2 separate regions of the Homo sapiens genome follow, and region 2 is linked to region 1. A link is a loop called in an ENCODE intact Hi-C map of the cell type or tissue named here. Cell type or tissue: prostate gland. All regions are shown on one strand. Each heading gives the region's core, and the rest is flanking DNA. Links, peaks and the distances in the headings are about the cores only. Region 1 overlaps SPECC1L (sperm antigen with calponin homology and coiled-coil domains 1 like). Region 2 overlaps SPECC1L (sperm antigen with calponin homology and coiled-coil domains 1 like).

The links. A loop is a pair of places that touch in the nucleus more often than their neighbours do. Peaks named below come from ENCODE experiments on the same cell type or tissue, not always from the same donor. Only the 100,000 strongest peaks of a DNase experiment are listed, where the experiment ranks them.
Region 2: it touches region 1 in a loop (2.0-fold over the local background); 3 of 110 quality-filtered maps call a loop at or near these places.

What each region holds. Positions count from the first base shown.
Region 1 is chr22:24,288,474-24,291,379 of GRCh38, reverse strand. All of the region lies in intron 2 of SPECC1L (sperm antigen with calponin homology and coiled-coil domains 1 like), which reads right to left. All of the region lies in intron 2 of SPECC1L-ADORA2A (SPECC1L-ADORA2A readthrough (NMD candidate)), which reads right to left. Among named protein-coding and RNA genes, the nearest start is that of SPECC1L, 19 kb to the right of the region's middle. In prostate gland, for the core only: no CTCF peak of the experiment used is centred there; a DNase peak (open chromatin) is centred at 1,540; H3K27ac peaks cover 2,464 bases.
Region 2 is chr22:24,413,452-24,416,284 of GRCh38, reverse strand. SPECC1L (sperm antigen with calponin homology and coiled-coil domains 1 like) reads right to left here. Exons shown (of 17, transcript NM_015330.6): 17 at 1-1,751. The coding sequence ends at 1,662. It overlaps SPECC1L-ADORA2A (SPECC1L-ADORA2A readthrough (NMD candidate)), which reads right to left. Exons shown (of 20, transcript NR_103546.1): 18 at 1,541-1,751. Among named protein-coding and RNA genes, the nearest start is that of ADORA2A, 13 kb to the left of the region's middle. In prostate gland, for the core only: no CTCF peak of the experiment used is centred there; no DNase peak of the experiment used is centred there.

The DNA of each region.
Region 1 (2,906 bases), core at 186-2,685:
GGATTGCAGTCCCAGGTCTGGCACCATCTATGTGACCTTGTGCAAGTCACCCACACTCTGTGAGCCTTGTTTATAAAGGAGAGTGGATTAGTAGCTTTCAGAAGTTCGAAAATTTCATTTCATAATCTGTACTTTCAGAACACGGAATCAAACAATTTAAGAGGAACTGCTTATTAATTATGACTTTTTATGCCTATCAATACCCACTGAAAATCCAAAAAGGGTTTTTAACCTAAGCAATCTAAATATATTTATCTCTCTTATTTCACAAACTTCATTTTCAAAATGTAGAGATCATATTAAAATTGTAAATTAAGAACAGACTTAAAACACTGAGAAGAAAGAATCACACAGTCAAGGGAAACTATAACTCAGGGAAAGGGCCACTTCAGAGTCAGAAAGTGAATGCTGCTAAATGAAGCAAAATCAACAATCGATTTGATAAAACATGTGTCTTACCAAAAGCCAATCAAAACTTTCAAAAGAAACCCAGTAAGAAGTGTTTAAATCAAATAAATCATAATGTAATGGATTGATCCTATATTCTTCAACATATACATAACCTTTCTTATGGTGAATTATGACACACATTCAGAAAGGTGCATTTTATGTACACATTTTAAAGACTTGGAGTGAGACTCCACTGAAAAAGTCAAGGACTACTAAGAGGGAAAGTCTGAGCCTTGTCATGTCAAAAAACTGCACATGTGCAAGTTGGCATATATTCAAGGTGCATGAAACAGACAGGAGGGAGAGAGAAGCAGGGGTAAGATGCCTTCAGATATGTGATTCTCTGCTCAGTCTGAATCCAGACAGAAGTCCAGTACTGCTCAAAAAACTTCAATGCTTACTGACTGAGGCACAACTTTTAAATGCTTGTTTTTATAAGACAGTACTTTCTTAATTTTTAAAGACAGATTTTATACTATGCCTAAAATTGTAACATGTAGTACATTTAACAGGGTAGTTTCCCATTTCCAGGAATCAACGATATCGGTTATGACTTATGAGGAAAGATGGCATCCAGATCTACCTCCCCTGTTTCTACCTCCAACTCCAGGACGAAAGAAACTGTACTCTATGTCCTCTCCCCACTCCAGGTAGGCACTCCCCCTTAAACAGCCTCATGGCCACGGAAGGAAAATGCAGCTCCTTTCTGCTTTAACCCAGTTCTTCTCACAATTCCCTCCTTTCTGCCTGTCCAACCAGTTAAGAAAGTCTCAAGGTGAATCCACAGGAGAAAGACTGCTCAGTCACGCCTGAGTGGCCACTTTAATCAAGATAAGGAGGTGATGGTGAGCAGGGCCAATGAATCCCCAGTGGAGGGATGGAGGCCAAGTCATGCTGCAGTGGAGTGGAATAAAAAGCTGAGTAGGAAAGAAAAGGATAAAGAACATCTCAAAAATGTGTGAAGGGGAGAGAGCCGGGGGTAATGAGGAGGCAGAGACACTTTGTTGATGTTGCCATTGTCGTTTAACTATGAAAGTAAGCTGCCTGGAAAGCACCAGCCAGACAATGTGGAAAGCCCACACTGCACAAATACTAGGGCACTGATTCTCATAATAACCCCACGTGGACAGAAAGGAAAAACAAACTTTGGTTAGAGAGGAAAGCAAGCACAACTACATATAGGATGCTAGACCAACCACAACTACACATAGGATGCTAAAAAAAAAAAAAAAGGAGGTAGTTATCAGTAATACCAACTCAAATGGCCACTAAACAGCACAACTGTATTCCCACTTGTTTTGGCCAACGAAAAGCTCACTCACACTAACTTATGATTTCTATTATTCTATGAGGCTTAACCCAAGAAAATAATTAGAAACGATTAGAAGCTTCCTGGATTTTTTTAAACTTAGAACCATGTAAGTCTTCTCCTTCTTTCTACTTTTTAAAAAATAATGAAATAAAAGTCCTAATCTTATGCCAAGACCTCTTCAGATCCATTTCTGGAGATCTTCTCTCACTTTAATGCAAGCTGCTGGAAAGGACGTTAAACTACTGACAACACTTAACATTCCAGACAAGTGACAAGCCTGGAAAAGGACAGCCTAAAAGAATGTCTGGCAACAGTACATAAGTGATTTTTCCAGATTTAGTCCAAAACACATTCGTTCCCAAAGTTCAAACTGCCAGAATGCAAAAAATTTTGCGTCTCCTCTGGCCACTACCTCCTTAGCCAAAGTTTCTGAATATTTACAAAAAGAAAACGTTTATTCAGGATCCTTTCAAACCACAGCTTTATGCTCAGACTCTTGGCAGGCAGTTTAAACTTGCACAATTTGGTATCGATAAAATTAACTGTCAGCCATAGTTTTAATTCAAAACATCAATCTATTTGTACATTTATAACAACCTCTGATGTGAAATACTAAATGAAACATTTCATTTTGCACTTCATTAATGGTTCAAATATAACAATGTAAAAAATCCTTTCTAAAAAGCTTATAATTGGCTGGGAGCAATGGCTCACGCCTGTAATCCCAGCACTTTGGGAGGCCAAGGCAGGCGGATCACAAGGTCAGGAGTTCAAGACCAGCCTGACCAACATGGTGAAAACCCGTCTCTACTAAAAGTACAAAAATTAGCCAAGTGTGGTGGCAGACACCTGTAATTCCAGCTACTGAGGAAGCTGAGGCAGGAGAATCGCTTGAACCCAGGAGGCAGAAGTTGCAGTGAGCCAAGATCACGCCATTGCACTCCAGCCTGGGCAACAGAGCAAGGATATGTCCAAAAAAAAAAAAAAAAAAAAAAAAAAAAAGCTTAAAATTTTGGATTTGAGAAGTCTTTCTAAACTAAATAAGTTAAAATAGAATTCAAATTCAGTGTAGTAAAAACTAAGTCTTTTTTTCAACAAGCATTTCACTGGTTAGGTTAAAAAGAAATTAATAAAAAATGCTAAG
Region 2 (2,833 bases), core at 1-2,500, 130 kb before region 1:
GCAGCAGCCTGAGCTCCCAGGCTGACATCTGGGCAGGGCTGATGGGCAGCTTCTGGCCATCTGGTGACCAGGTGTGCCGCCAGCTGCACCCACATGCACAGCCCCTTTCCTAATAACCACATTCTAGGTTACGTAGACACGTTAAACTCCTATTCTAGAACATCGTGCTTGAATGCAGACCCCTCAGCCCACAATCGGGCTGGCTGGGCCTCCTGTGAGCCCCTCATTGCATCCAGTCTGTGGGGCAGTGACCCCGCTTCCACTGGTGGCTGGTCTTCCTCATGGTGCTATGCAGGTGCCAAACACAGTTATATTCTCAAAGGTACAGGTCTTGTCTGGACATTGTTCAAACCAATAGCTACTGCGTTAGGCACACGGGAGATCCCTATTCCCAAAAATAGCTGTTGAGTTCTGGCCTGAGAGCATCTCCAGTGACCACCTTTAAATAAGGCTTTGGTTCAAACAGCATGGACCCAGCACCTGGGGAGGGTGGGCACAGGGGGCATGGACCCAGTACCTGGGGAGGGCGGGCATGGTGGTAGGAGACAACTCAACCACTGAGTCTTGGAGGTCCTGCCTTGGCCACGGAGGGCAGTGGCTGCCCTCACAAGAAGAGTTAAGGCACTTTCTTTAACTCTGGCCTAGGAGAATTATGTCTTAGTGACTCAGTGAGTTTAAATGACACTGCCTGGGCTCCCTAAAGTTGTTTACTTTTCTCCTATTTCCTGCTTTATTCCTTGCTCTCACCATGCTAATGTACAGATGTTGTTTAGATTTCTATGCTTATTGAAACAATGTAACTTTGGTACTAACAGAACAGGAGCGACCTTTTCCAGCATTGCTCGTAACAAAACAAAAATGTTAACTAGAAAAACTCCTTATGATGAAGAAATCTAAAGCCAGAGCTGGGACTCCAAACCCCTTCCAGGCTGGAAGACAGGTCGCTGAGTCCAGGCAAGGGGCCCCCGTAACTGCTTCCCGCCAGAAAGCCCAGCCGCGTGAGTGCAGCAGCAGCACCCCAGCCCTGGCGTGCCCGCACCACGCCCTCTAGATACTCTCCTAGCTCAGGCTGAACACGCCTGGATTGTGTCGGCCGGGACAGCCCCGTCAGGTGTGGGGCAGCTGACCCACGTCTGTGGTGAACATGCTCCTCCAAACTAGGACGGTGAAGGGCCCAGGGCGCTGGGAACTGCCAGGCGCTGACTCTCCTTCTGGGTTCTCACCAGCACCGGAACCCACCCCAGCCAATAGTCAGGAAGTGCCGCGGCCGAGCCTTCATCAACCCTAGTGAGTTTCCCACAGAACTGAATCCCTTTTCCCAAATTCAGCTGTGCATGAGCCCTTTTTGTTTGGTGCCCTGGAGCACTAGTGTAGTTCAATATTCTCTTCAGAAGGAAAACTCCAGCAGCCACCGGCCTGCAGGATGTGTGCTGAGCCCACATGACCTGAATGGACGGGTCATGTGGGAGGGGCCCTGGTGGGAGCTGTGGGCCACACGGCTGAGTTCTTCCAATACGGAAGCCCCGAGCTGGAGGCTCACACGCTGTGGGGCAGCCCAGAGTTGCTGGAAGCTTTACAGGGGTGCGTAGCTAATGGCGTCGGTGTCGCTCGGTCGCTGTGGAGGGGTACCCCCGCTATTGGGGCGGCTCCTCCCGGCATGCTCAGGTCTCAAAGTACTTGTAGATCGCCGTCACATACAGCATCACGTTCTGCCAGTCGGGTCGTTCAGTCCGTACCATTTCATTAATGTCCTGACAGACAAGGAAGACGCTTGGTTAGAACTGCAGGTCACCTCCAGGCTGTGCCAATGGGCTCTGCCATAGCAACATGGGCTCTTGGAGTTGGATGGGGCCTTGAAATATTTTCTAGGCCTAATTACACATTTTTAAAGCCTGGCCAAGAATGCTTCCTCCCTGGGCATCAGCATCGTCCCCAGGCCATCCACCCCTGCCCCAGAGCCACAGGCAAGGTGCCTCCCTGCTCACGGCTCTGCAGGATGGGAAGGGTTTCATCCAGTCTGGGCGGAGGAACTTCCTCCCTCCTCCCCGCGCCTGCCTCTCTTCTTAAACCACTCCTTGGGGGACCCTTCTGAGAGCCCTTCTCAGCCCCAGGCACTGGCCTAGGAGAATTTCTCTCTGTCGGGGGCTCCCAGAACCAACACTCTGACGGCCTTCACCATGGGCAACAGTCTGAAATCATCCAAGACTCTGCTCTGTAACTGTGCTCTGCTGAACGCCAGTGACCTGTGACCGGTGAACTGATGTTCTAGGAAAATAAACTTGGGAAACCGTGGACCCACCCCCACCTCACTCCAGTGTCTCACAGCCTTTAACACGAGACAGAAGGCCTCAAAAAGTGACACACTGCTGCTGCTGAAGGCTCGGGGAGTGACCCAAGGGGCCGGCCTGAGAGATCCTTCCCTTCCCATGGGTGACGAGCACAGGACGTGTGGCTGAGCACGCAGGATCAGGAGGGCGCCCTTGGTGACTTGATGCAGAAAACGAAAACCTGCCTGTTCAATGCAAGAATCTTGACTATAGAAGCTTTTGAGGGTGGGAAAAAGGCCTGCTTTTTTTATATATTGGAACTTTACACGTGTTGTAAAATATCCAGGAATGGGGGAATATTTAACTTATTTTTCCCTGTACAGGTGAACAGAGGCCACCCTAAAAAATGCACATTTCTAGGGATTTAGATGCACCTGTGGCATGAAGACTCTAATGAGTGAACATGGGCGTAAACACTTCTTCACAGCACCTCCAGCTGCTACAAGTTAGGCTGGGGGCACGGGGATGGGGAGGTGACCCTGGAGGGCCCCAGATCTAGGACTGTT